Linked DNA regions of Homo sapiens: region 1 is linked to region 2. Evidence: read pairs that join two places in POLR2A ChIA-PET (ENCODE). Cell type or tissue: MCF 10A. All regions are shown on one strand. Links, peaks and the distances in the headings refer to the core of each region. The heading gives the core; the rest is flanking DNA.

Region 1 (10,213 bases), core at 1,495-9,494, 63 kb before region 2:
TCAGCAGCTGCAGCCGCTCCTGCAGTCCCAGGGGCAGGAAGTCAGGTCCGTTCTCCCTGCCCCGGGGCCATCTCGGGAACAGAAGATATTTGGGAAAACATTTTGTGGAGGTGGGGCTGGGAGAGGCTCTGTTTTCATTTTGTACCTTCCTGTACTGTTTGGATTTTCTTCCAGTACAGGTCTTTGTTTTTCGCAATGTCTCCAGGAGTTATCCACGGGGAGAGATTTTGTGTTTCCTTGTTTGTACTCGTCTGTGTTAAAAGAAAACTCTCACACCCACTGCCTGGTCGAGGTCGTGTTTGCTGGGTCCTCTGGTTACTCACAGTGGAGGAATTTCGTATCTCCAGCTCCCGCCCCACCCACCTCTCCTGGCTCCTCTCCCTCCTCCCGTTTCTCTCCCTCCTCCCTCCCCTCATATCAACCCCCTCTCCTGCAGAACAAAAAATAACCTAGTCTCTCCCTGCCCGTAGCACCCCAGCCCGTCTTGTTACGGACACCCCTGTCCTCAGGGGGCCTTTTCAAGGTACATTTTCCTACTGGAAGGTGGTGCCTTTTCCACGCAGCACATCCTGCCTCCCTCGGATGATGTATTTCCCCTTGTTACAAACTAATGATAGCTACCATTCATTGCACACTTGTTTAACACCTTTTATAAAGTCAGGGCTTGACCAACATGGTTTCCATCTGCGCAGCCATTTCAACAACCGGCTGCTGTCACCCCAGCTCCAAAACAGCAGCGAGGTGATGAAATAGCTTTGTCAAGGTGAGAAAACTACAGCTGTGGGAAATTTGGAGACTGGCCCAAGTCAATATGGCCAGTGATGACTGACTAGTGTCACTGGCCTGTCTGACTTCAAGGTCGGCAGGCCCAAGTGGGCGCTGCTTTTGCAGACATCTGCAGCTGGCCGCTACCGGAGGCTGTGGGCCCCTTCTTCAGCCTCGGGGAGGAAGCTTCTTCCCCATGGGAGCAGCACCTGTGCTGGGGCGGCCCTCATGCTGATTCTCACAAGGCCGAAGTGTGCACAGGAGTCCTATGTGGGCTCATGTCTTAGAAATCGGATGCTGGGAATGACGTCTCCTATGCAGCCTCCAGCTCTACTCTGCGGCAGGTGAAGATCATTTTTCTGAACTGCCCTCAGAGCTACAGCTAGAGAGTCATTGATTTCTTCTATCATTATTTTCTTTATTTTCAGTGGGTTTCTGAGTAGAGGTGCTCACACATGCACTTGTGTTTATGAACACACACACACGTAAAGACCAGTAGGTTACCTTTAATCTTATTTTTTTCAGCTTAACATAGCCTTTATTGTGTGAAAACCTGAAGCAAAAATGATGTAAGAAACCAAACAAATCTGTGTCTTTATTGTTTGGGTCTGTGACGTGTGTGCGTGTGTGTGTGCACGTGTGTACCTATGTGTGTGTCTGTGTATGCATGAATGAGTGTGTGTGTGGTTGTGTGTATGTTAGATACATGCCTTTTGACTGATCTCAGCTCCCAAATCCATTTCTGGAGCCTTAAGAAAATGGATGAAATTAACACGGTCAGCACCCTGTGGGGGCCACAGGGCATTGTCTGATACCTCGGTGAGCAGGTGGGTGAGGACAGCCTCTGTCTAAACTGCTTGTCTGCAGTGGGTGGACCTGGTTTTTTATTTAAAACACTCGCAAGTGTTGGATGCCTTCTGAAGATAGCACAGGGGACGAGATGGTGACAGTGAGGGGACTCCCCACCCCACCCCTGGCCACCGAGAAGAAAAGTGGAGAATACCATTGCTTTCAGAAAGTCAAGCTACAAAACCTACACATGTCTGGGCAGAGGTCAGGCCCTGTACATGGGCTGGCTGGCTCTGCCTCTGGGGAAGCCTGGATGTGCCAGGCCTGGGCGTGTGTGCTGGGGGGGAATCCTGTTCAGGGAAGAGCGGTCCAGCTGAGGAGAGCAGGTCTGGAGGCCTCCAGTGAGACGGTGGGAGGCGGAACATCTCAGAGCAGAAGCAGAAAGTGATGGCGCGGGAACGGTGAGCCTTGACAGCTGCCGCCTCTCCATCCCAGCGCCCCTGCCTCTCCGCCCCGGCGCCCCTGCCTCTCCGTCCCAGTGCGGCCTCCCTGCTTCCTTCTGATAATCCGCCTGTCTGCAGGCCAAGATGCTGTGCGGGTCACTCTCTGGGCTGCCTGACATTCATTCTTCTCACCCAGGAGAAGCAGATTTTCTGGTTTGTGCCTCAGCCTCATGGGTGTGCCCGTGCCAGGCAGGGTGAGAGACCTACAAAACCTCTCAGCCTTCTGAGTCAGAGGTTGTACCCATTTTGCAGATAAGGAATCAGAGGCACCACGAGGTGAAAGGACTTGCCTCAGCTGCTCGGCGAGGCTGGAGCTTGGGCCAAGGTAGTTGGGGCCCAGAGCCCGTGCCCTGGAGCGCTGCGTCGGTGAGGTGCTCAAATTGCATGAGGCTGGAGTTTCTGGGCCTGCCAGAGCGGGGAATAGAAGGCTCACCGTGGAGGCACTGACCCTGCTCCGAGGGGCTCGGAGTCTGGTGAGGGCCAGACACAAAGCAGGTCATTTCTACATTGTGATCGGGGTACTGAGAAAACTGAGGTGGCCGGAGATTGTGTCTACTTCTGTAGACAGCCACGGACACAGCACATGGCGGGAGACCAGAGAGAAGCCACTGACCGGCAGAGGCTGTCCCAGAGGCTGGCGCTGGGGGCCCTGCAGGGGTCCAGGTGCCCCAGAGTCTGGTGCTGGGGGCTCCCCAGGGGTCCAGGTGCAGAAGGGCTTTCCCGGATGAGGGAACAGCAGGTGTCAAGGCTGGCAGCAGTGACTGTGCTGATGATGTCTGGGGGCCCCAGCTGTGGGAGGTGGCGGGAACAGGGGTGTGGGATGAGGTGAGGGACCCCGACTAATTCACGAGCAGCCCTCGAGGTGTCTTGTGGGCACTGAACCATGTGAAGGTGGCTCTGGGGTCTGATTCATGTTCTGAGAGTTCTTCAGCTGCCCTGGTGGGGGTTGTGTGAGAGAGAGCCAGCGAAGGAGGTACAGGAAAGTTCTTGTCCCCCGCCTCGTGTTAGTGCAAACGGAGGTAAACTGAGGAGCACGGGAAAGGCTGTGCTTCTGCAGGGGAGTCACGAGTGAGCAGAGTGCGTGCAGGCGGCTCACCCAGGCCTGCCATGGGTCCTTAGCCCTGCCTCCCAGGAACCCCGGAGGGCCACCCTGCTCAGGCTGTTCCTGGCATAAGCGCGTGACAGCGGGGAAGGTACAGATGTGGGATTCTGGACCCTTCTGCCAACAGAAGAACCGGGCGCCGTGGAGCCTCCTCCCAGCTGCCCTGGGCACGCTGGAAATACCTCCGCAGGCTGTTTTCTTTCCCTTCCTGTCAGTGCCCAACGCGTGTTGTTCTGTGCCCAGAGGAACTGGCTCTTCGGGTTCTGTGAGTCCAGGGGATTGGAGCCATTGGAGCCCCGGGGCCTGGGAGTCTAAATTTGACCTTGCGATTTGCTTATTTTGGGGGGTCAGGGCCGGTTGCCCACAGCGGGGTCTTAGCATGGAGCCAGGGTTCCACGTCCCCCTCGTTCCAGCTCAGGGCGAGGAGGCGGAAGGGAAAGGAGGGAAACAGAGCGGTGAGGAGTTTCACTTTTGTTCTCTCTTTTCTGTGTGCTTCCTTATGTTTTAAATAACATTTATGCGTCATTTACCAGGCGGCGTGTGCATTATAATTCCCTCAATTTTACTGATGAGGAAATCGAGGCAGGAGGAAGTTGAGTACTACAGAGCTGTCCTGTGGAGCCGGGCCGTCTGGCACTGGAGACAGGCTTCTATCCACTCTGCCTGCGGTTCGCAAAGTGGGGTCCCCAGCCAGCGGCACCAGCATCACCTGGAACTTGTGACAAATGCACATTCCAGGGCCCTTCTCCAGACCCACGGAATCTAGGGCAAGGCTCAGCCATCTGTGCCTTAGGGAGCTCTCCTGGAGATTCTCACACTGGTCCAGGGGGTTCTTCAGTTAACTGACACCTTTGTTGAGCACCTACTTACCACATAAGCCATTGACGAGATTGTGCTGGAAACATGCAACTATGCTAAAAACAAAGACTGTCACCTGCCCTTTCAGAGCTACGCAGAGCAGCCTGAGACTCACAGCGAAACAGCTTTTGTCTCTGGGCAGTTGCAGAGCAGGTTTGTTTGTTTGTTTGTTTTGTTTTAGGCTTTTTGCCAAATACCAGAGGCCAGAACTATGGAGAGGCTGCTGAATCCAGGGCCAGGAGGGCTCCAAGGAGTTTGCAAACCTAGATCTCCGGGAGGCCCTGGTTAAAGGAGGCTAAATCCGTTGGGACAGACATGGGTGTTTCAGGTTGGGATCTCATGGCTGAGTGTGCAAGCTGCCAACACTTCCGTGTATGCTTTATTCCCGTGGTTTTTGTTTGTTTTGTTTTTTTTTTTCCAGATTTAAAGACTAATAGGAGATGAGCAATGGCAGCTTTGGGGACCTTTTGTCTTTGCTTTGGCATTTTGGCCATTGGCTGATTTTAAAAACAAAATAGAACTATCTGGTGGCCCCAAGCCCCAATGCATAAGCTCAAGGTGGAGTCCCCAGGGCTGTTTTTCCCGATGGAGAGTTTGGTGCCCATTCTGTGATCACAGGGGAAGCTGCTGGGCCGTTTTCACCTCCTCCTCCCACATACACAGGCATGCTTGCGGTAGACTCACAAGAAGTTACAGAACATCAGCTGCCCGCAAAAAGCATCTTTTGTGAAAGACAGGGAGCAAGGATATATTAAAAACAAGCAAGCAGCTGAGGTGGGTGGATCATGAGGTCAGGAGATCGAGACCATCCTGGCTAACACAGTGAAACCCCATCTCTACTAAAAATACAAAAAATTAGCTGGGCATAGTTGCACGTACCTGTAGTCCCAGCTACTTGGGAGGCTGAGGCAGGAGAATCGCTTGAACCCAGGAGGCAGAGGTTGCAGTAAGCCAAGATCACACCACTGCACTCCAGCCTGGGTGACAGAGTGAGACTCCATCTCAAAAAAACAAAAAAACAAGCAGGTGCAGGTGCTCATGCCTGTAGTCCCAGCTACTTGGGAGGCTGAGGTGGAGGGATCGCTTGAATCCAGGAGTTAGACCAGCCTGGGCAACATAGCAAGACCCTGTCTTAAAAAAAAAAAAAACCCGAAATTGAAAAACACAAAACAAGCAAATAGACCTGAAACACTCCAGCTACCCCTTCTGTAAGGAAAGCCAACAAGAGTTAGTCCCAACCTCATCCCACTCCCCAGACCCCTTCCCAAACCCCTTCCCAGACCCCACTGCCCACTTTCCGTGGGGGGGAAAGGGGAATCATTAGGGCATTCCTTACATCCCGGCTGTCTGGCAAACTTAAATGGGTTACACCTGGAGCCACTGGCCCCACTTAGTAACCCGAGGATACTCGTGGATGCAGGCTGCTTTCCTGACCCCGAATTCGGTGCCCACGAAACAGCCTCTCAATCTGAGGACAGGATTTTCACATTGTCCCTGTGCATCTGAGAAGAGCCCGCTTCCCCTTCAGGAGACGGAGTGTATGGACGGCCTCTGGCCTTAGACAGTTCTGCAGGCCAAGCCCTCTGGCCTCTGCCACTCATTAGCTGGGCCCGTTACATAACTTCCCTGGGCTCTGCCATCGGCCTTCCCACCAGCAGAAGCTGCAAGGCTCGGAAGGGCATGACGTCACTTGCAGGGCATTCTATTGGCCATCGTGAGTCACAGGCCCGCCCAGATTCCAGGGTGTGGAAGAGACTCCGCCTCTCCGTGAGAGTTGCTGTTAAGTCACATTGCAAGGGGGTGTGAACTCAGGGAGTGGAACAATTGTGGCCATTTTTTTGTTGTTGTTGCAAACAATCTACCACACAGGGACGGCTGCATTTAATCCTCACAGCAACCCCACTGGCCAGATAGAGAAACTGAAGCACAAAGAGGTGAAGATCCTCGGCCCCATCAGGAATTGCCAGGGCATAAACCCTGGTCTGCCTGCCTCCAGAGTCTGGGCTCTCGTTCCTACCCTCAGGGGCTGGCCTGTGTGCTGGGACCCCGAGGCACATGGCCCAGTTCTTGCCCCATTGCCCATCAGTGCTCAGCTCCCAGTTACCGCAGTCACCCTAAGGCACCTGGAAAACGGAGGGAAGCAGGAACAGGTTTGCTTCTGGTGCCTCCGCCTGCCCTGGAGAAGTCCAGTCCTTCCTCTTCCCTGCAGAGGAAGCTTACAGTTTTATCTGAGTCCTTTTCGCTGTGTGCTAAGCTTCAGGGTTACAGACAGGCTGCTCCCTTTGGTGGCCTTTGTTGGAATGCCATCAGTGTGTACCTTAGGTTCATAAATAATTCAGACTGGCAGCTACCCAGGAAGGAAGCAAACGCCCAGAGCTCACAGCCGAGACAGGTTACAACAAGAATGCGGTGAGCAATGCTGCCGATGGAGAAGCAGGGAGGCAGGAATTCAGGGAACACTTGCCAGCTCCCAGATTTCCAGGTGGGCTCGGGACCACGCTTGTCTTGCAGAAGCTGCGTGCCTGGCCCCCAGCATGCTCAGGGTGGACATGGGTGGCTAACCCAGCACCCTCCCCAACCTTCTTCTCCCCTGCCTGCTTCCATCCAGAGGATGGAGAGCTAAACACTCACCATCCCACAGTCCCCTGCAGACAGAGGTGACTCAGAGATGGCCTTGACAAAAGATCCAAGAACTGCTGACATCCTGGCTCTGACAACGTGAACCTCAGAAGCCCCCAGCAGAGACATGGCTCTAGTCTTCTTGTGATGGGAGAAGGACAGTCCCTACGTGTTTAAGTCACGGTGGATGAGTTTATTCTGTGACTTGCAGTCCAGTGCCTCCTGATAGTGACAGAAATCGCCAAAGTTCTGACTTGCTTTTTCCGGCCTGCTTTTATTCTGCTCACTCTAACAGAGCCAAGCATTTGGCCAGTGTTCCAGTCTCTCCTGTGGCCCTGAACACCACCTCAACGGTTTCCTGTTTACTTTACCTCTTAGGCTGCTAGAATTAACCACTTGCCATTATGCCCCTGCGTCTCCCTACGGCCCCTCCCTCATGGTCTTGCCACCACACCGAGCTAATTTCTTTTGTATTTTTTGTAGAGATGGGGTTTCGCCCTTTTGCCCAGGCTGGTATTCTTGGGCTCAAGCCATCCTCCTGCCTCGGCCTCCCAAAGTGTTGGGATTCTAGACGTGAGCCATGGTACCCGGCCAGCAAAGATTTCTTAGAGACAACATCAAAAGTATTCGATGTTTAAAAACAAAAACTAAAACCATAAATTGGACTTTGTCAAAGTGAAGAGGTTCTTCTGCTTTTGAAAGACATTGATAAATGAATGAAAAGACAAACCACAGGAGAAAATACTTGCAAATCACCCATCTGATAAATGACTTGTAGCCATATAGATAAAGATTGCTTGAAACTCAACAGTAAGAAAACAAAGAACCTAATTTTTTAAAAAAAGAAGAGAATAGGCCAGGCACAGTGGCTCACACCTGTAATCCCAGCACTTTGAGGGGCTGAGGTGGGTGGATCACCTGAGGTCAGGAGTTTGAGACCAGCATGACTAACATGATGAACCCCTATCTCTACTAAAAATACAAAAATTAGCCGGGCATGGTGGCAGGTGCCTGTAATCCCAGCTACTCAGGAGACTGAGGCAGGAGAATCACTTGAACCCAGGAGGCAGAGGTTGCAGTGAGACAAGATCGCGCCATTGCACTCCAGCCTGGGTGACAGAGTGAGACTCCGTCTCAAAAAATAAAAATAAAAAAAAGAGAAAAGAATAGATACTTCACCCACCATATAGAAATGGTAAATAGCACATGAAAAGAGATTCAGCAGCATCAGTCATTAAGGAAACACAAATTAAGACTACAGTGGCTATTACTACAAGCAGCTTAGAATAACTGCAAGAAGAGCTCCCACACCAAGTGTTGGCGAGGATGTGTAGAGACCAGAACTCTCACACCCTGTGGTTAGGAATGTAAAATGGTACAACCGCTTTAGAAAACAGTCCCAGCTACTCGGGAGGCTGAGGCAGGAGAATGGCGTGAACCCGGGAGGCGGAGCCTGCAGTGAGCCGAGATGGCGCCACTGCACTCCAGCCCAGGCGAGAGTGCCAGACTCTGTCTCAAAAAAAAAAGAAAAAAAAGAAAGAAAAAAGAAAACTGACGGTTTCTTGACAATTAAACACACAGCTACCACATGACCCCATTGTTCTGCTCCGAGGTATTTATCCAAGAGAAAAGTCTGTGCCCAAGTGAAGACTTTTGCATAAATAAGCAAAAGTCATAGCAGCTTTATTTGTAATAGCTACAAATAGAAAAAACCCAAATGTCCATCAATGGGTGAGATGGATAAAGGAACTGCAGTATAACCACACAATGGAAGGAGGCATATGCTGACTATCTTGTTGTTGATGCTGAACATCTTGAGCACATGTTCAAGACTTGCACATGTGTCAACACATGTGAGTTGCACACTTTAAACATGTATAGTTTATTATATGGCAATTATACCTCAATTACGTTGTTTAAAAGATGCTTTCGATGCTTTCGAGATTATTAGTAATTGGGGTCAGGGCTCAGGGGAGGGTCAAAAGAAAACTTTTTAGAGTGATGAAAATGTTCTATTTCTTGATTGTGGTGATGGTTACACTACAGCTACCAATTGCTAAATTAAAATAGGTGGATTTTGTTGGATATAAATTATAACTCAATGAAGCTGAAGAAAAATAAATTTCCACTGAAATATCTTGGTATATAAGGACAAGGGGAAAATACTCTAGGGGTGTGTAATTTTTGTTTCTAGTAAAGTGAAAATTGTAATTGGAGAGAAAAAATTAAATGCTCTTTCAAAAAGTAAAAAATAACATATGTTTACATTAAAGCAAAAAACAAATGCCTTCTTTGTTGTATTGATTATCTGGATATTAAAAAGCAATTACAAGCATAATTATTATTATTTTTTTTTTTTGAGACATAGTCCAGCTCTGTCGCCCAGGCTAGAGTGCAGGGGCGTGATCTCAGCTCCCTGCAGCCTTGACTTCTCAGGCTCAAGCAATTCTGTCATCTCAGCCTCCCGAGTAGCTGGGACCACAGGCATGCACCACTATGCCCAGCTAATTTTTTCATTTTTATTTTTATAGAGATAGTGTCTCCCTATGTGGCCCAGGCTGGTCTCAAACTCCTGGGTTCAAGAGATCTCCCACCTTGGCCTCCTAAAGTCCTGGAATTACAGGCGTGAGCCATCGTGCCCGGCCTGAATAATTTTTCTTGATACCTATTCACATTCTTCAATCAGTTTTTAAGCCTTATTTGTTTCTATTGCCATTAGTGGCATTTTTCAGAAGAATGTGCTATTTTCAGAATTGCCTTATTTTAATCTTTCATAAAATTGCCTGGAATCCTCTCCAAGAAGACATTTTTGTGGCTAATGAATTTGAGTTTGCCGACCAGCTAAGTGGAATCTTCTCTGTAGACCCTGAGGTTGTCAGATGAATGAGCAGCTGTAGAGGTAAGATCTGAGCTGACTCTGCTCAGGGGAAGACAGTCTCAGTATTTTCTAATGAAAAGGTCAATATTTCACCCAGATATTGTCACAGGTCCTGTGTTCTGAGTTCAATCCAAAGTCTTTCATAAATGTCTTTATAGGGCAAAATGAGTCAAATAGGCTTTTTTCATGTATAATTCCTTTGAATGTTTTATCAAATTTATGTGCTAAAAATCACAGGCCTTTTCAATTTCATTCCATTCTCATATATAATAAACATACATACTATTAAAATATGAGCTCTAGCAAAAATCTGTTTCATAAATTGAGATGCTCCAAGAAGCAATTTTAGAATTCCAAAGTTATTCTCATACACTATTTGGGTAGACATTATGCGTTTTATTCAGTTTCTCTCTTTCTTTTGTGGTAAGAAATTTAAATAGTCTTTCTGTTTGCAAACTTGCTTTTAATAATTGCTAATAATTAAAACAATAATAATTGTTTTTAATAAAAGCTTTACATTTATTTAATGATTTGAATAAAAATTAAGTCATTATTCAAATTAACTGAATGAGCTTTTCTGTTGGAAGCATCTGATAATACACATATTACATCCATATCACTTAACTGTCTTGTGAAATTGGGCTCATGGAGGTAACACAATAACAGCTATCACGTCATCGAGTAAATTCATAAGAAAAC
Region 2 (10,213 bases), core at 1,255-9,254:
CGGGGTTTCACTACGTTGGCCAGGCTGGTCTTGAGCTCCTGACATCAAGTGATCTGCCAGCCTTGGCCTCCCAAAGTGCTGGGATTGCAGGGGTGAGCGCCCAGCCAAAGGTTGCTTTTTAAAGGATTCCTCACAAAGTAACAGAGGTTATTAATTTGCGCAATATGTTTTAAATTCTTTTTATAAGACCTCATCATCGATTTCCTAATGGAATCTGGAAGCAGATTAAAAGAACGGGGACAAGAAGAGGAATTGACCTTGTTCCTCACACACTGAAACGTCCCTTGGGCTTACCACTTCTTTATTGATTTGTTGCTAAACATGCACGTGAATATTTGAGTAGATAGACCACTGGCCCCAAATGCTGCCCCTGCCCACTGCCATCTCCTCAGCTGGGCCCTGCAGACATCACCAAGACTAAAGGGAAGGAGAAAGACTCTAACCCTTGGCAAAGCCAGTGACTGACAGCTGCAAGGCTCAGGGTGGCCGCAGCCGGGGAGAGGTACCTGGGCAGGTGCCATCCAAGCCTCGGACTTCCCTCAAACCAGCACCCCTGGGACCCGCCCCCCATCTTCTTGGTTGGCCATGCATCAAGAGTGGCCAGGCACTTCCGGGGCCAGCTGGGTGGGTTAGAGAAAGGTTTTCCTCTGAGCTGGAGGCAGTCAGGCTTGCAGCCCCCAACTGGCACCCCACACACCTCAGGAGCAGGACCCTGGAGCTGGAGGGGCATACACCACCCTTGCCCTTTGTGCAAGTGGCAGAGGCTCAGACGGGACAGCAGGCTGAGGGCCTTGGGGGTGCCAAGTGCTGTCCTGGTGGAAATGAACTTGAGACCCATGACACCGGGCAGGGTGGGGAGGGAAGTCACCTCCCCTTTACTAAACAGCTATAGCAGGAGAGACAGGGCTTGTGGTGGAAGAACAAGGTGTTTGCTCACCCATGTGTGTGGCTCCTTGGCCAGCGATGACCTCCATTCACTGGTTCATTCATTCACTCATCATTTCCTGTTCTCTCTGCCTGGAACTTTCTTTTGGACACCGACATTTCTATGTCCTGCCCTTCCTTCAGTTTCTGCTCAAATGCCCCCTTAGAGATGGCTGTCCTGTGGCCACCCCAAAGACCACAAACCACAGAGCATGTCTCAGCATAGGGGTTGGACAGACACCTCTCTGAACCAGGATACCTGCTCCTCAGTCTTCCTGCCTGGAATTGATGCCTCCCGTTCTGCCACCGGGGAGGAATCTGCCCTCTCTCCTCCTTCCCTCTGGAGACAAGTGGGAAAGGGTGGAGGAAGCAGCTCGAACGGAAACCTTCATCTCCGCTTTAGTCTCCAGTGCCATACCCAGTTGTCTTTCTTCATTACACCTCCATGTGCTAATTGCCTGTCTCCTCCAGTGAAAGATCTGCTCACAGCAGTGAGGACCTGTAGGGCTCCATCACTGCTGTATCACCAGCCCCCAGAATAGTGCCTGGCACCCTGTGCACACTGATAGAGAATTTAAAAATTATCGTGCTTTCTCACCATCTGTATTCGTCCATTTTCACGCTGCTGATAAAGACATACCCAAGACTGGGCAATTTACAAAAGAAAGAGGTTTATTGGACTTACGGTTTTACGTGGCTGGGGAGGCCTCACAATCATGGTGGAAGGCGAAAGGCACGTCTCATATGGCGGCAGACAAGGTAAGAGAGGTTGTGCAGGCAAACTCCCCTTTTTAAAAGCATCAGATCTCATGAGACTCATTTACTATCATGAGAACAGGGCAGGAGAGGCCCGCCCCCATGATTCAATCACCCCCTATCTGGGTTCCTCCCATGACATGTGGGAAGTGGGAGTTACAATTCAAGATGAGATTTGGGTGGGGACACAGCCAAACCATATCACGATCTCTATGGAGTAGAAAGTGAAAATCTTTCATAATCCTAAACCTCCTCCCAAACTGATCATTTAACAATTTGCTGTATGTTCTTCCACATTTTAAAGCAGATGTTAATTTTTAAAAACAACCATGGATGCTGTTATATTTAGCATTTTGCAACGTGCATAGCAATATATCTCAAACGTCTTTCCACATAAGTACAATACTTGACTTGTTCTTTCAAGTCATATACTGTATTCCACTGGTAGATGTGCCATAGCTTATGTGATAAAAACTTTGCTGATAGAAGTTCAGGTTGTTTTCAAATTTGGCTCTTCTAAAGCATACTGTAATAAATAGAGAGTACACACACACACACACACACACACACACACACAAATAAATACACAGTACACATGCTTTCATGTCTTTGTGTAATGATGGAAACATTTCAGAAGCTGATCAATGGATCTGAAGAGTTTTAATTTTATTAGACATTGCTAACCTGCTCTCCCAAAGACTGCGCCAGTTTATACTCTGTCTTAGCCATCTCAGGCTGCTCTAACAAAATACCATGTCCAGGTGGCTGAAACTACAGACACTTATTTTCTCTTTGTTTTGGAGGCTGGAAGTCTGAGATCAGGGTGCCAGCGTGGTTGGGTTCTGGAGAGGACTGTCTTCCAGGTTTTCAGACGGCCGCCTTCTCACAGGTTCTCACAAGGCCTTTTCTGGGGCATTTGCGGAGACAGATAGATAGATAGATAGATACACAGAGACAGATTGATCGATCGACCTTTCTCTTCTTATAAGGGCACTAATCCCATTATGAGGGTCCTACTCTCTTGACCTCATCTAAACCTAACCACCCCCAAAGGCCCTATCTGCAAGTACCATCACATTGGGGGTTAGGGATTCAACATACAAATTAAGGAGGGATATGAACATTCGTAGAGGCCCTAACACAGCCCTCAGCCCTCCATCCGTGTCCTGAGCACGCTCCTTAGTCCTATATGCATCAGCAAATGAGTCATACTTTTAGGTCTTTATTGGCAAAGTTTTTAACACTTTTTTGGAAACAGGTTAATCTCATGGTGTTGTCTTTTTTTTTTTTTTTTTTTTTGAGACAGTCACTCTGTTCCCCATGCTGAGTACAGTGGTGCAATCTCGTCTCACTGCAACCTCCACCGTCTTGGTTCAAGCGATTCTCCTGCCTCAGCCTCTTGAATAGTTGGGATTACAGATGTGTACCACCACCATGCCAGGCTAATTTTTGTATTTTTAATAGAGACGAGGTTTTGCCATGTTGGCCAGGCTGATCTTGAACTCCCGACCTCAGGTGATCCACCCGCCTTGGCCTCCCAAAATGCTGGGATTACAGGCGTGGGCCACCGCGCCCGGCTCATGGTGCTGTCTTGAGTGCTTTCATTCTGTGTTTACACTGTGTGTGTGTGTGTGTGTGTGTGTGTCTGCGCATGTGCTTGAGTGTGTGTTACATACATGATTGGACCCGTTGGGTGAACTTCTTCAGTGGTCGGACACCGTGCAACCTCATTACTCTGCTTTCACTGGATCAACACTGGAAAACACACACTGGGTAGCCATGATCATGTTGGCATCTGGTCCAAATGAATCAATGAAGGCTGTGTAGCCTACCACATCAAACAAGCCCTGGTCACCCTGACATGACGCTTGGGGAAAGCAGACCCCACAGTCTTGCCCTGCACTGCAGCAGGGGGAACCACTCTCCTACAGGGACAGGCGACATATGTAAATTCTGCCTCTCTTCCTAGAAACCACGGCAACTCATTAACAATAAGGCTAGTGAAAAAAAATACAGTGTAGATTTTCTTACTACAAGTTAATTTTTATTATATTTTTGAGTGGACTCATATTCTCGGGATCATCAAAGTAATAGATTAGAGGATAAACTGAGCTCTTTGTTAAAAAAGAGAAATAATAACAACCATCACTCAAAAGAGGGTCATTATTCTCAAAATCAAAAGGACTAAATCTATAAGTAAAATATAGAACACAAATATGGGTATTTTAAAAATGTGAACCCAGCATTGGTGACTCAGTTTTAACAAAATAGCATAATCCATCAAATTAAGCTTACATTGTTAATTTGAAATGTATTGGTGTTGTATTCTAATTTCATTGATAAATCTCTTTGATTTTTATTTACATAAGACCTATCATGGCTGGGTAATGTGCCACACACCTGTGGTCCCAGCTACTCAGGAGGCTGAGATGGGAGGCTTACTTGAGCCCAGGTGATTGAGGTTGTAATGAGCTGTGATCACACCACTGCACTCCAGCCTGGGCAACAAGCAAGACTGTCTCTAAAAAGAAAAGAAAAGAAAAGAAACAACAAAACAACAAAAAACTAAAAGAGCTATCAACGTAATATATTTGTAAGTCCTCTAGTGTTGCCACACATACAAGTAGCAGTAAAATAAAAATACTTTAACAAAAACTTAGGAGTCCACAGGATTTTTTTAAAAAGAGGATCTCTAAATGTAAGCTTGGGAAATGCTGGTTTAAGGCAGACTAAGCTGAAGGTTACACATCTCAGGCTTAGTCTGACTTGGAGAGGTGGGAAGTTTGTTGGAACTGGTGAGAGATCCCAGGAGCTGTGAGAATTCCCGCTCGCAGCTTTGACTGTAGCTCTGAACAACTTACTTCATTCACAGGATGGAGCCCAGGTGTATTAGGCAGTGAGTGGAGGAATCTAGTCTTCAGACGAGGGGCAGACCAGAGCTAGATTAGGGGCTCTTGGAATTATCCTCTTAGACCACTGAAGTGTAGGAAGGGAAGCCAAGGCACGTGGCCAGACCATGGCATTGGAGTGGGAGATGTCAGAGGGGACAGGGCTGTGACTCAGGAGTCATTCAGGCCCCACATCTGACCCCGTGGTCCCAGGAGGTCTGCCTGCTGACTGGGAGACCACTGCCCTGCCCAAGCGCTTTCTACCTTGGTCCTGAGGGCTCTGTCCTGGGGATGCTGCCAGAATCACAGGAGACTCTGTCCCGGAGGGCTGGGAAGGCAGCTGGCAACTGAACAGCCCATTGGCCATCCTGCCTGGCTGGACATGTGGGTTGTCTTTCATTTGTTATGACTAAGAATAGCACATTACCTCTTAAAAACTTTCCAGGCCTAGAAAATCTTCCCCACTCATTGGGGAGCAGGATGCTGGGCTCCTGATTAAATGCTTATCCTGGCACTTGAGCAGATTTGAATCTCTTTTTAAGGAATCTTTGGCCTTTCCCACAGGCAAGCTGCCCACAGCATGGGGAAGAGCGGCCGGTGCTCGCGTGAGGACGTCTCCAGCTCATCTGCTCCTGTATCTGAGAGCTGATGGCTGCTTTTGCATCTGCTTACTGGAACATTTTGCTTCCTTTATAATCAGCAACACAGAATATGGAATTGGCATCATTCTTGGGCTACATGGACTGATTTCTAGTTCCTGCCAAAAATATGTTTGAAACATCACTGAACAGACATTGTCTAAAAGTCTTGCTATCCATTTTTATTTTCCCAGTTTCATGTTGCTTCAAGTTAAAAATCATGAGAAAGCAGCAAACTGATTATTTTAGCTCCCCAAAATAAATTACTTTACTGAGTCATAAGTTAATGCAGTATCCTTGCATTCCATTTAGAGCCAGTATAAGAATGTTCCCCCAGTCTTCTGCCAAACCACACAGAAAGATGGAGTCTCAAATGAAAGTCTACGCAATATGCTTCTTCTGGATTGGCAACAACACAAAAGTGAGACATACACTCCCTTAGGCAGGCAGTGGGGAAACAGATACTTTCACATATTGCTGGCAGAGTACAAATTGGAGGCAAAGTGGCAATTTCCAGCAAAGCTATGAATGCATATCCACCTTTTGACCAGACGCTTATGCTTCTGGGAATCTGCCCTCCAGCTCTGTTTGCACATGTGCAAAATGATATTGTGCATGAGATGATTTCTTGTGGCATTTTAAATAATGGTGAAAGACTGGAAAGAAGCCAAATATTCCTTTTTCTTTTCTTTGAGACAGGGTCTTTCCCTGTTGCCCAGGCTGGAGCTGGAGTGCCATGGCAGGAGTCACAGCTCACTGAAGCCTCGAACTCACTGACTCAAGCAATCTTCTCACCTTAGCCTCCCAAGTAGCTGGGACTACAGGTGCGCACCAACACATTTGGCTAATTAAAAAAAATTCTTTAAAATATCTTTTAAGTACAGTGTCTTGCTATGTTGCCCAGTCTGGTCTCAAACTCCTGGCCTCAAATAATCTTCTGGCTTCAGCCTTCCAAAGTGCTGGGATTACAGATGTGAGCCCCTGGCCAGAAGCCAAATATTCTTAATAGAGGAGTAGCTAAACCTTTACAGAACTCCCCCACTATAAAATACTATTTACCTGTGAAAAATAATAAGGGGGTTCTCTATATGGATGAGCAGAATCATGGCCCCCAAAATGTGCCTGTTCTAATCTCTGGGACTTGTGAATATGTGACCTTATGTGGCAAAAGCCATTCTGTAAAGGTGATTTAGATCCAGATCTGCCTCACTCTGAAACCCCACTCCCCCACTGTGGCCCCGAGCCTGGCTAGAGATGCCGCCTGCTCCCTGTTGGACACGGTGGACCCGCCAGCATCCCCCTTGCCCACCCTGCACTGAGTGCGGGGGAGGAGGCTGCACAGACCACTCTGTGTCTTGCATTCCTGTCACTCCACCGTCACCCACACACGCAGGGCCTGAGGGCTGTTGGAATGCACCTGTTCATAGGCACATGCATTTATTTAACGGCTCTGTGCTAAAGTGTAGATGAGGAGAAGGAGTTTGTGCCAGGGTGTATCAGCTTCCTGCAAACGACCACAAACTCAGCAGCATGAACAGCATATTTAATGCATTGCTGGAGGTCGGGAGTCTGTGACGGGTCTCACTGGGCTAAGACCTAGGGCCGGCTCCTCCTGGAGGATCCAGGGCAGAATCTGTTCCTCGCCTTTCTCAGCTTCCAGGGGCTGTCCTCATTTCTAGGCCCATGGGCCCTTCCTCCCTCTTCAAAGCCAATGACGTTGGATCAGGTCCTCACTGCCACACTTCTGGCTGCTAGTTCCCTTTTAAGAACACTGTGAGGACTCTGGGCCTGCGGGATCCCCCAGGATCTCCTCCTTAGGTTAAGGGTGGTGTTCACCAATCCAGTTCCACCTGCAACCCCAACTCCCCTCTGCATGTGATATGATGCACTCACGGCGAATAGGGCTAGGGTGGAGGCATCTTGGTGGAATGGTGGGGTCTTCACTCTGCCTGCCACACAGGAAACAGGTGGCATCCAGGACATTCCAAGCCCCCACGCTTCCTAGAATAAGACCCAAACTCTACCCAGGGCCATGATGGCACTGCAAGGTTACAGGCCCGATGGCCCCTCTGCCCCAACCTGGGTCCCTGGGGGACTGGAAGGAGCCGAGCTCTTCCCCACTCAGGTCTCCTTTCCGCTGTCCTCTGTGGGGGCTCTGCTGCTCCTCCTCCGGTTTCAGGCCTCGCTCCTCCCACTGTCCCTCTCAGGTGTGCTCCCCGCTGGGGCTTCTCCCGTGGCCTCTGCTCCGTTGCAGTTCCCATCGCCTGGTTTACTGCCCCCTTTCCTGGATTATGTGCTCCCTCCCAGAGGCATCAACCACACCTGCCTGTCTCTCACCATGCTGTGCCAAGCACAGACGTCAGCCTGACCAGCACGGAACAGGCCACCAGACCGTAAAATCCATGGCAACAATCACACCACGCATTTCAATGGCCCATTCGAAATTTCCCCAGTGTAATCAGGCCATCTTGGCATGCGTCTGGCGGCAGAGACCAGGGAGGTTTGCAGCCGACACTCTCCACATATCAAGCTGAAGTGCCCGTGTCTCGGCGCAGGCTCTGTCGTCCGCCCGTCACACCGTGGCTTATCTTTTCGTGTGTCTTCTGGGTTGAGTTCATCAGTGCAGAGGCTAAGACTGGTCTGGTCTCCATGGAGTATCTAACCCTGTGCCTGGTCATAGCAGGGATTCAATAAGGCACGTGTGCGGAATGGATGAATGAGCGGATGAATGAACAGAAGGAGCGAGCTGATTTACAAAGAGTGGTAGGGAGGGGCCAGGGGAGCTTCCATTCTCTGAACTCATGGAAATGCATGAAATTGCCCGGAGCATCCACAGCCAGAAGCTGAAACTGCAACCTCTTCCCATGAGATCTGCGTTTCCTGGGGCCTGTGGCCATCCTGGCCTCCCGTTCACGCACGCTGTAGGAGAGGCAGCCAGGCAGAGCGAGTCCCAGCCCGGTTGCCTGGGCTTGTTCCCAGGCCTAAGGAGCCAGCTTCCCACACTGTGCTCCAGGATCCCATCAGCTGCCGCAGCATCAAAGCCAGGTCCAGCCCCTGCAGCTAAAGTTGCTGGAGGCAGACACACATTCCTGGGTGTTTTGGCAGTAAGACTTCCCGGCAGAGGGCAGGGAAGGAATCTGGGAGGTGCCGCCTTTCTTATGAGGACACATTCTGAACCAAACTACACAGAAGCTGTCCCCCAGGCTGAGGCCCAGCCCTGGTTGGATGGCAGGGGCTGTGGGCACTGTCGGGGTCGGTGGGGCGGGGGGGTGCCCTGTGATGGACTGTGGAGCCACACTGCCCCCTGCCGTTAGTTCTGAGTGACGCTGTTCATTCTTCCCACCCAAATATTCTCCCAAATGTCCGCAGCCCTAGAGAGCTCGACCTCCAATCCTTGCTTTGCTCACACTCAGCCCCTTCAGCACTTCAGGAAGGCAGGGATTTGAACAACTGAACTCAAGGCATTTGGCAGGGGCCAGTTTTGCTAAGAAAAGAAAAGAAAATGCCTCTTTTATTGTTGCAATGCCCCAGACAAAGGCAGAGAACAGTTCATGTCACCCTCAGGAATACCTAAGGATACTGAGCACATGTCTAAATGGGATGAGAGGTGGGCGTCGGGAGTTCTACCGCCTGCCCCCTTTATTCCCTGAGAAGGGGCGTTGCCTTGTCTTCAGGATCTGTGTTTCTGGATGTCCACAGCAGACTGCATGACCTCCTTCTTAGGCAGATGTGGCAGGTGTGGCTACACCAGTCAAGACGGGGGAGAGAGCTCCCTCCTCTGGAAGCTTCAGTTCTGAGCCCAGGTGTTTGTCCTGCACTCAGGATATGCTGGTTTCTAGCAAACAGGAATCACAGAGAGACACTTACCTTCCGGTTGATGTGAGCGGTCATGAGTGCATGTCGGTGCATCTTCACAATGCAGAGAACCAGACCAGTCCACGCATAATATGTGGTGGCAGAGCCCCCACTGCCATGCATAACATGTATGTGGTGGAGCCCCAGCTGCCATGTGTAACTGATGTGATGGAGCCCCAGCTGCTGGGCTGCACCTCACAGTCTTGAGGAACTGGCACTTGTTGCCAAAGCTGGAGAGAAGGTGCCATGCCCAGGGCCTCCATCTTGCCTGTGGCCATTGCACCTTCCGCCTTACACTGAGACTCCCAACCCCCTTTGCACAGGACGCAGAGTGCCTCCAGATGTGATTGAAAAATTAAGGTGATATAAAACACAGTGCAATAAAACACACCGTCGTATACACTTAAGGCACAAGTGGAATCCTGAGGCAGAAGGACACCCATTGAGCACCCTCGAGAGGTCGCTCCTTGGGCTTCAACACCAGCACAGGAGGCTGTTCAGAAGGGGAAGCCCAGAAGGAAAGAAAGGGATGAAGCTGCTGTATCTGAGAGAATGGCATCTAAAAGGTGAGTGAGAATTCTGAGTCTTCTCTTTTTAAACAACTCTCTGGATGTGGTGTGGGCTTCAGTGGTTGCACCTGTTTGCTCAGGAGTATGTTCTGTATGGGAGGTGGAGGCTGTCTGCAGTGGTCAGCTGAGCCTTGGCTACCCACAAACGCTGCAAGGGCGGATTCCCTGGGAGAGGAGGGAAGACATTGTCTTGTAAGTCATGCTTTTGTAATACTCACTAAACAAAGATAATTAGACAAATATAAACAAAAGTAAACAGACAGGCCTCGGAGAAGTTTCTGAGATGTCCCAGCAGACATCCATCCTGGCAAAGCTAACAGGGACTGTCCAGCTCTCACGACCTGGAATTACACTTAAGACCTTTCTTCTTGAGGTGGCTCACCTACAACAACTTACTTTTGTATAATTTATAATTTATTGCATGCACCTTAATTCCCTCCTTAACTCATGAACCCCATTCTCATTTTTTCTCTTTGCTCCTGGCTTACTGCCCCCATCCTGTTATCTCTCCTTTTTTACTTTCTTTTCTTTTTCTTTCTTTTTTTCTTTTTGAGACGGAGTTTCGCTCTTGTTGCCCAGGCTG

The links. ChIA-PET counts read pairs that join two places held together with the same protein. Peaks named below come from ENCODE experiments on the same cell type or tissue, not always from the same donor. Only the 100,000 strongest peaks of a DNase experiment are listed, where the experiment ranks them.
Region 1: POLR2A ChIA-PET joins it to region 2 with 37 read pairs; 7 of 35 experiments call an interaction of 5 or more read pairs at or near these places.

What each region holds. Positions count from the first base shown.
Region 1 is chr21:41,674,651-41,684,863 of GRCh38, reverse strand. It overlaps LINC00111 (long intergenic non-protein coding RNA 111), which reads right to left and starts at 5,562. Exons shown (of 3, transcript NR_024367.1): 1 at 5,354-5,562. RefSeq lists an enhancer at 5,567-5,716. In MCF 10A, for the core only: no CTCF peak of the experiment used is centred there; DNase peaks (open chromatin) are centred at 5,743 and 6,363.
Region 2 is chr21:41,611,129-41,621,341 of GRCh38, reverse strand. No RefSeq gene overlaps it. Among named protein-coding and RNA genes, the nearest start is that of PCSEAT, 36 kb to the right of the region's middle. RefSeq lists enhancers at 111-631, 8,074-8,737. In MCF 10A, for the core only: CTCF peaks have their summits at 8,298 (motif pointing right), 8,497 (motif pointing left) and 9,011 (motif pointing left); DNase peaks (open chromatin) are centred at 4,991, 5,651, 8,241 and 8,961.